2 separate regions of the Homo sapiens genome follow, and region 2 is linked to region 1. The links are chromatin contacts, found by Hi-C or POLR2A ChIA-PET in ENCODE. All regions are on one chromosome and are shown on one strand. The core of a region is the stretch at or near the end of the contact, and the rest is flanking DNA. Distances in the headings are between cores, read along the strand shown.

Region 1 (4,288 bases), core at 1,584-4,083:
TCTTCTAGAAGAAAAGAAAATGGTGTATTAACCCACAGGGAGCACAGCCTTTTAACACTCAGTTCATATTACAATGTCATGTAACATTAACTCCACAAAATTCTTAACTGTCTGCAGTAACTTATACACTGAAAACACATTTTCAGATAGGTAATTCCTTCTGTTCTTCCCCTACCTCCCCCTCCAACCATACATGTACAAACTGTCATTAGAATGTTTAATGCTTGAGTTTTATAGCATAATGGTATCCATAGCACTATTTTGGACAATACTTCTTAAAATTAAAAATCTCACCAGTTTTAAAACAACGCTATTCAGACAAATGAATAGTTTTATTCCTTATATGGGCCAATTTCCATTACTTTCTCAATATTACATTATCAAAACCATCAATATTTCTGGTTTTTCTTTTTTTTTTTTGAGATGGAGTCTCACTGTGTTGCCCAGGCTAGAGGGCAGTGGCACCATCTTGGCTCACTTGCAACCTCTGCCTCCTGGGTTCGAGGGGATCTCCTGCCTCAGCCTCTCGAGTAGCTGGGATTACAGGCCTGCGCCACCACACCTGGCTAATTTTTGTATTTTCAGTAGAGACAGGGTTTCACCATTTGGCCAGGCTGGCCTTGAACTCCTGACCTCAAGTGATCCGCCTGCCTCAGCCTCCCAAAGTGCTGGGATTACAGCCGTGAGCCACTGCACCCAGCCAAAACCATCAATATTTGAAAGACTAAAAAGAAGCACACCAAGTTCTCTTTTAATACTACTCAAGACCAAGTACGCATCACTAAACTACTTTTTAAAATTCTGTACTATTAAGTATATATCATGAATTATTCAGGGCAACTGCATGGACACTGTCCATTCACAGAATAAAACCAGATTATCGTTGGTGTTAAAGAATTAAGATGGTGCAATTTGGGGCAATATATAGATTAAATACAAAGATATGGTCTCACTACTTATTATCTTGGATTTATTTAAAGAGCATACACTGTATCATCTTCAACTAAAATCCAATCTCATCAATTTTGAGTCAGCTTGTCAACAAAACAAAAGTGGAGATGTAAGTCCTTGATACCACCCAATCTTGGGACAGTCACTTCAAAAATTACTTAAAAATCACTTCACAATGCTATACTTCAGCAGCTAAGAATGTTCTTAAATACAAATAACCTTTTAGGAGTTAAGAGTTGGGGCTGTGCGTGGCAGCTCCTGCCTGTAATCCCAGCACTTTAAAATGCCATGACAGGAGGATCACTTTAGCCCAGGAGTTCAAGACTAGCCTGGGCAATACAGTGAGGCCTGTCTCAGCAACAAAAATAATAAGAGTTAAACAGTAGGGGGAAACCTGGAAAACTTCCAGATACTTAATAGATACCACACTAAGATTGTATTTCTGATCTGAAATTAGCTAACAATTTAAGCACCAAAATCCAAGTAGCACTTCCTTACATTCATAACCTCATCTTTGGTCAAATAAGCCTTGCTGATAATTTAAGAAAATGTTCATTTTAAGTTGCAAAAAATACTGCTCTTATCATCCCATCCTTGACTACTCACAACTTACTGTTTGCTATTTAACTGCGGAACTAATTCTGATTAAGACCTCCACCGCCCCTAAAAATGAAACTTCCTCTAGGTCATTTTGAGTTTTTAAAAACTGTACTTCTATACAAGGCAAAATGAACTCTAAGTAAAAAAGAAAATCACACTTCTAAACACAAATTAACCATTTCAGTATTTAATTGCTCCTAAAAGGTGTATTCTACTTCATTAAATGTAAGAGAAAAGGTTACCTACATTACGCAGTTTAAGAAACAGGATAAACTTTAGCATATAAACAGTCTGATTACAATTTCACACTTTCAACCATCTTATTTATACTCTACATTAGATAATCTTTAAATTCCATCATAAGGTTTCCCATGTTAACTCCATATAAAATTTTGTAATCTTGCCCACCCCATGTCAACTCAGTGTATACTACTACTAAGCTTCAGACTCAAATTTATTTCCAAACCAAAGAACGCTCAAGGGTCTTTTCGCATGCTGCAACTGCTCAATTCACAGAATCACCCCTAAGGGTGAAAAAACAGAGCATACAAAGCAGACTTTTTTTCAACCACTCTTTAACCTAATATTCATAATAATTTAAGAGTAACAAATAATATACACTTACAAAAATTACTTGTGCTAATTCACCATTAAGAACTTTAAATTACCTTCTCCTTGAATACAAAGGCAATATACATCTTGAAGTCAAACTGGTCAGCTAGAGATTCTTTTTTCTTTCTAAGCTGAGCACGTAGTCTGTTCAGAGCTTGTTTCTTCCGGGAGTTTGGGTCCCCCATTTTGAAATACAGGTGGTACTAAAGCCTTTGGAAATTGTCACTAAACTATGGGCACTTTTTCTTAAGACTCAAGTACAACAGAAACAAGTCATTTTTTTTCCTGCTAATATGATTGATTAGCGAAAATCACGACTATAACCCAAAAACTGCACCTTCTGTCAATATTAGCAGACTGTCATATTACAGGGTCAAGAAACAAAAGCTGCTGTCCAGTCATGTTTGGACAATAACGTTTGGGGTCAGACGGGAAAAAGGGAGGAAAGAAAGGAAAGAAAGAGGAGAAAATAACTAACTTTCTGGAAAACACATTTGGCTTAACTGCCAAAATAAAGGCTTTGCGGAGAAATGAAAAGCCTATAATCAGGATTTAGGTGTGCAATAAAACACAGCTGACACCAGACCAATCCCTAAAATCCATCCGGATTTTCCCCCCTTTTTAGAAAAGGGATTAAGGAACAGGGAGGGGGAAGTGTGATCCTTGCTTTCCAAAAAAAAAAAAAAAAAAAACTCACCAAAACCAAAACCAAAACCAAACACCAAAACAGGGTAGGTGAATGAAACTGAAATATCCAATTAGATTTTACCCAGCCAGCTCCATGGCTGTAGTACCTAATTCTTAGTTATTTCAGATTTCACTATTGCTATGTATTGTCAGTGCTTGTTATTGATTACACTTGGTGGTGAGCATAGAGAAAAGTGCAAAATCGGTAGAGAAGGAAAGGGAGAGGTACAGGGTTTCCCTGCAATCAACTACAGTGTATACCGGGGGCGGGCAGCTGTGGCCCAAAGGAGCCATGAGAAAAAACAGCGGAGTCATTACCAACTTCCCCATCACCCACATTTTCACCCTCAGGCGGCTGCTAACGCTGCTGCCAAGGAGAATCATGACGGCAGAAGGAAAAGGGGTATATAATACGGTATTAATTATTCCGGCTCTGTGGTTAGACCTGATTAATGCCCGGGTTCCCAACACCCCCAGCCTGCAACTAGTCCTACATTCCCCAAGGGAGACTTCCCTGTGGATCTGCCCCCGTTCAAAATGGTGGGGAGTGCGATTTATCTTCTTGTGAGCATTGCCGAGGCAAAGGTGGCGGGTTCTTCTCCCAAATCCCAGGCGGTGCCCGGAGACCACCTGCCTTCCACCCCCGCAGGTCCCACCCCCACCCCTTGCCTTCAGCGGCAGCGACTCACTCGCACCACGGGAGACACAGGATCACTCAGGTTTTCACTCATTTCATCGTGGAAACAATTCCCGCCCGGGTGGAGTGGGCGGGAGAGGGTAAATGGGAAGGTTCAGTGGGGGAAAAAAAGAAAATAATTGTGTTAATATTACTTCTAAAGTAAGCCCACCCACCCTCCCCCCAAAAAATTAAGTTCCCGGATTAGCTCTCTCTCACGTTGAACAGACCATGTTTCCAGAGTTTGGATTGTTTAGGGTGGGGTCGTTAGTTGTTTCCCGAGGGGCAGGGGGTGGAATTGAGGCAGCTAGGGCGGGGTGGGTGACGGGGAAATCCCCTCCCTGTCCCCGCGGAGCCCGGGACTCACGGACCGACTCTAGGGCGGGGTTTGGGCCCTCTAGCCGCAGCCTGCGGGCGGAGCGGTGGCGGCGGCGGAAGAGGCGGCGGCGGCGGGGGCGCTGCTGGTAGCACGGGCAGGAGCCATGTCAAGAGAAAACCACCAGCCAACTGAGCCCCTCCATCCCCGCTGCAGTGCGCACCGTGACTGGACCGCCCGCGCTGCTGCCGCCGCTCAGCCCCCACCTGGGACCCATAGTCTGGCTCGGCGCCCTGGGCGGCAACGGAGGGGAAGGACGCGGAGACAGCGGCAACAGGGAGAGAAAAAGAAAAAGAGGAAAAACAAAGAGAAAGATGGGGAGTTGGATTGGTACTGGCGGCGGAGGGGGAAGGGAAAGGAAGCCCTGCGCTAAGGGTCAGCAAAGT
Region 2 (3,942 bases), core at 519-3,018, 1.6 Mb after region 1:
TTCTCGCACCAGGCGTTGGAAAGGCAACTTGCGGATCAGCAGCTCAGTCGACTTCTGATAGCGGCGAATCTCGCGCAGAGCCACGGTGCCGGGACGGTAGCGATGAGGTTTCTTCACGCCGCCGGTGGCCGGCGCGCTTTTCCGAGCCGCCTTAGTGGCCAGCTGCTTGCGCGGCGCTTTGCCACCGGTGGACTTGCGTGCAGTCTGCTTGGTGCGGGCCATCTCAGACTACCTGAAAGAAAAACTCAGCCACTTGGCAGAGTGGAAACTGCCCTTATATATACTCAGAAACATTCTAATTGGCCTTGTTGATTTTCAAAAGACCCGCGCAACAAAACCATTGGCTGAAGAGTCCAACGATGTGATTGGTGAATTACTGGAAAATCTGATTGGATGAATCACTTCATTTTTGAATCCTCTCTTCTCGGTTAGTCTGCGATCCAAGAACGTTAACTTCTTAAAGTTCTAATTCTGCGCTTCTCAAGCTGTAGTCCGTAAACGACTACTTTAAGACTTGGAAGACGCTAATTCTCATTCAGTAGATGTGTTGTGGGGCCAGATTCGGAGGACCACGTTTTGAGAAGTTTATCTTGTGCCGTTTTCTTGAGTCACCTGGACTGCTGCTAGCTGGAAACCTTTGACCATTATAAGGCAGGATTCCTGGGTGATGTACCTGGGAAATCACGAGCCAAGAAGTCACCGACATACAACAGTGAGCAACAAATGTTAACTGAATTCTATTTTGTCCCAAATGGTGTTTTGCTTCGGTTGAGAATTTTTAAGGCACAGGCTAATTTTAGGTTTTCCAACGACTCTTATCATTTACTTTTCGTTGGGTCCTATTGATGATATTCCAGGATACCACCCCCACTAGCCTCTTCTGCAGGATAACTTGAACACTGCAGTGGCCCTGTCCATCTAAACTTTACAAGGTTTTGTAAACGTTACTGAACTTGCTTCTTCCCGACTACATTAAAGCACTTACTTGAGATATTAAACATTTTCTCATTAGTCCTGTTTGCCTAGTCAGTCACTTGTATAGACAGGGCAACAGCACGGCCTGAATATTGGGCAGGACACCGCCCTGCGCGATAGTAACTTTGCCCAACAGCTTGTTGAGCTTCTCGTCGTGGATGGCGAGCTGCAGGCGTCGGGGGGTGACGCGGGTCTTCTTGTCTCGGGCCGCGTTGCCCGCCAACTCCAGGATCTTGGCGGTCAGGTACTCCAGCACCGCCTCCAGGTACACCGGCGCACCGGCCCGGACCCGCTTGGCGTAGTTGCCCTTGCGGAGGAGGCGGTGCACTCGGCCCACAGAAAACTGGAGACCAGCCCTGGAAGAGTGCGTTTTAGCCTTGGCGCGAGCTTTGCTGCCCTGCATTCCACATCCAGACGCAGTGAAGTATTTAAATACTTGTTTAGAAGAAGGAAAGTGATTGATTCTAGTAAAACGCAAGAGCTAAACTCTTATAATCTATATTCGGCAAAGTAGACTGTGCTATCTCCTGAACACAGATTTCAGCCAATCGAAAAGCAGGTGTTTAAAAAAATTTAAAAAAAAAAAAAAAAAAAAAACCACTTCTGACTTACATACTTATAGTTGAAAGGTCAAATTATGCAAGGTTGAGCTTCTGGGAGAGCCGATGAGATTTAGGAGTTCAGAAATGGCCTATCATATATTCAGACACTAAAAGAACCAATGAGAAACCGAAACTCAGCCAGCCTCATTTGCATATACACGAGGTAAATAATGAGGGCGTTTGGGCTCACCAGCATTTTCCTGTGGTCATTTGACGGTATCACTTCGGCTGCGAACATGCCTGAACCAGCTAAGTCAGCTCCCGCCCCGAAGAAGGGCTCCAAGAAGGCGGTGACCAAGGCACAGAAGAAGGATGGCAAGAAGCGCAAGCGCAGCCGCAAGGAGAGCTATTCCGTGTACGTGTACAAGGTGCTGAAGCAGGTCCACCCCGACACCGGCATCTCGTCCAAGGCTATGGGGATTATGAACTCCTTCGTCAACGACATTTTCGAGCGCATTGCAGGCGAGGCTTCCCGCCTGGCGCATTATAACAAGCGCTCGACCATCACTTCCAGGGAGATCCAAACGGCTGTGCGCCTGCTGCTACCCGGGGAGCTGGCCAAACACGCGGTGTCGGAGGGCACCAAGGCGGTCACCAAGTACACCAGCTCCAAGTAAACTAGTTACCTGGGTAAAAGCGCTAACGACCCAAAGGCTCTTCTAAGAGCCACCCATGTTGTCATTTAAAGATCTGTAATTTTCCAGACTTGGCATTGGCAAGGTAAAATGGCTAAGCAACACATGGGATAGTAAGGGTTTACTGAAACATCCAAGTTCGGCCGGGCGCAGTGGCTCACGCCTGTAATCCCAGCACTTTGGGAGGCCGAGGCGGTCGCGTCACCTGAGGTCAGGAGTTCGAGACCAGCCTCGCCAACATGGTGAAACCCTGTCTCTACTAAAATATACAAAAATTAGCCGGGAGTGGTGGCAGGCAACTTAATCCCAGCTACTTGGGAGGCAGAGGTAGGAGAATCGTTTGAACCCAGGAGGCGGAGGTTGCAGTGAGCCCAGATAGAGCCATTGCACTCAAACCTGGGGTATAAGAGCGAGACATCTCAAAAAAAAATCCAGGTTCGTTGTTTTTTCCCCTATAGATTGTAAGCGTCACCAAGGAGTAAGCTCGTATGCAGCTTAATATGACACATTTCACTCAGCAGCTAAGGAAAAATCGTGTTCTAGATTGATCCCCACTTTTCTTCTCCCCGCACACCACCATCTTAAAATTTTGTTTTCGTTTTTAGTTTCACTTTATCATCCTATTGCCCTTGATTTGGAGTAGCCGGGTGGAAATCAAGTTTGGGGTAGTCTTAAATCTAAAATAAGGTCTGAGAAAGCGAAACTCGTCTTTTAGTTCGTTGTTAGCTTGCAAATGGTTGGAGCGGCATATGATGGAGGAAATCACCTCTGTTGGTTGCATTTCTAAACCATGGCAGATCGCTACCAGACGTTCTCATATCCCCCTTGCAAGTCCACTGATTTCTCTACAAATTTTACTGAGTTTATAATTACTGGATTACTTCACGTAGCTATACATATTACCTCTTGGCAAGATCAGGAACTCTACCATCTTCTTAGCTGAACATATTGAGGTTTAAGACAAAGAACAGGCAACAGGATAGCCTGAAGTTGGAGCAAAGAAATGAAAATTCCCGGTGCTACATTCAGACGCTTTTATCTGTAAGCCTTTTTAAGGCTCCAAGGACTGTGTTCTCCCTAAACCTCCTCCTCCGTGTCCTGGAACGACTTTGTCCACAGCTACTCCCTTTCTTGAAAATTCATTTTAAGAGAGGAGGGTTACAAGGAATTAACATTTGTGTGGTAGTCCTTAGAATGCATTATTTCATTCATTGATTTTTTTTTTCCTACAGTCAGCTGTGAAATGGAAGCTCCTCTTTTACAGGTGAATGACCTCAAGAATTAAGGTTAAGTAACTAGCCCCTTACACATAAATAAAACTGAGATTTGAATCTACTCTGATTCTAAGGATTACTTCCCACTGTTTGTTAGAGACCATCCCAAGCAGGAGCCTAGTTGCTGTCAGAGGAGTCAGGAAATTTAGGCTCAATTGTAATAAAAGAAAACTGGTCAGGAGATACACATATTCTTTGTTGCACAGCAAAGTCCTTACACCAGCAAAAGTTTCTTTTAAAAATAAAATAATATTAATGGTGACCTTTGGGCCCTAAAGATCACCTGGCAGCAAGTTTAACTTTTCTGAGCACTGTATTGTGGTGGGGAAAACATGGGCATTGTCAGTGTAAATGTGAGCTCTAAGATCTTATTTTCTATCTATTACCTACATGTCATTATCTGCAAATACCCACATAGCAGCTTACTGTGAACATTAAGTGACCAAAATTTGCTTT

Evidence for each region. Hi-C counts contacts between places; a loop is a spot of excess contacts on that map. ChIA-PET counts read pairs that join two places held with the same protein, here RNA polymerase II (POLR2A). Pooled maps may share reads with other maps.
Region 2: a loop to region 1 is called in a map with no recorded cell type, with 12 times the contacts of the local background. The contact joins the promoter of H2BC10 here to the promoter of C6orf62 in region 1. A Hi-C loop is called at or near these places in 1 of 37 single-sample maps with no recorded cell type and 7 of 50 pooled maps. POLR2A ChIA-PET finds 5 or more read pairs at or near these places in 1 of 52 experiments (Panc1).

The regions. Positions count from the first base shown.
Region 1 is chr6:24,716,321-24,720,608 of GRCh38, forward strand. C6orf62 (chromosome 6 open reading frame 62) reads right to left here and starts at 2,834. Exons shown (of 5, transcript NM_030939.5): 1 at 2,220-2,834; 2 at 1-4. The coding sequence starts at 2,348. RefSeq lists an enhancer at 3,515-4,288 and a silencer at 3,878-4,047.
Region 2 is chr6:26,271,163-26,275,104 of GRCh38, forward strand. It overlaps H2BC10 (H2B clustered histone 10), which reads left to right and starts at 1,769. Exons shown (of 1, transcript NM_003525.3): 1 at 1,769-2,250. The coding sequence starts at 1,814. The coding sequence ends at 2,194. H3C8 (H3 clustered histone 8) reads right to left here and starts at 251. Exons shown (of 1, transcript NM_003534.3): 1 at 1-251. The coding sequence starts at 222. It also overlaps the pseudogene H2AC10P. RefSeq lists enhancers at 1,020-1,359, 1,690-2,029, 2,100-2,229, 2,240-2,289, 2,700-2,859.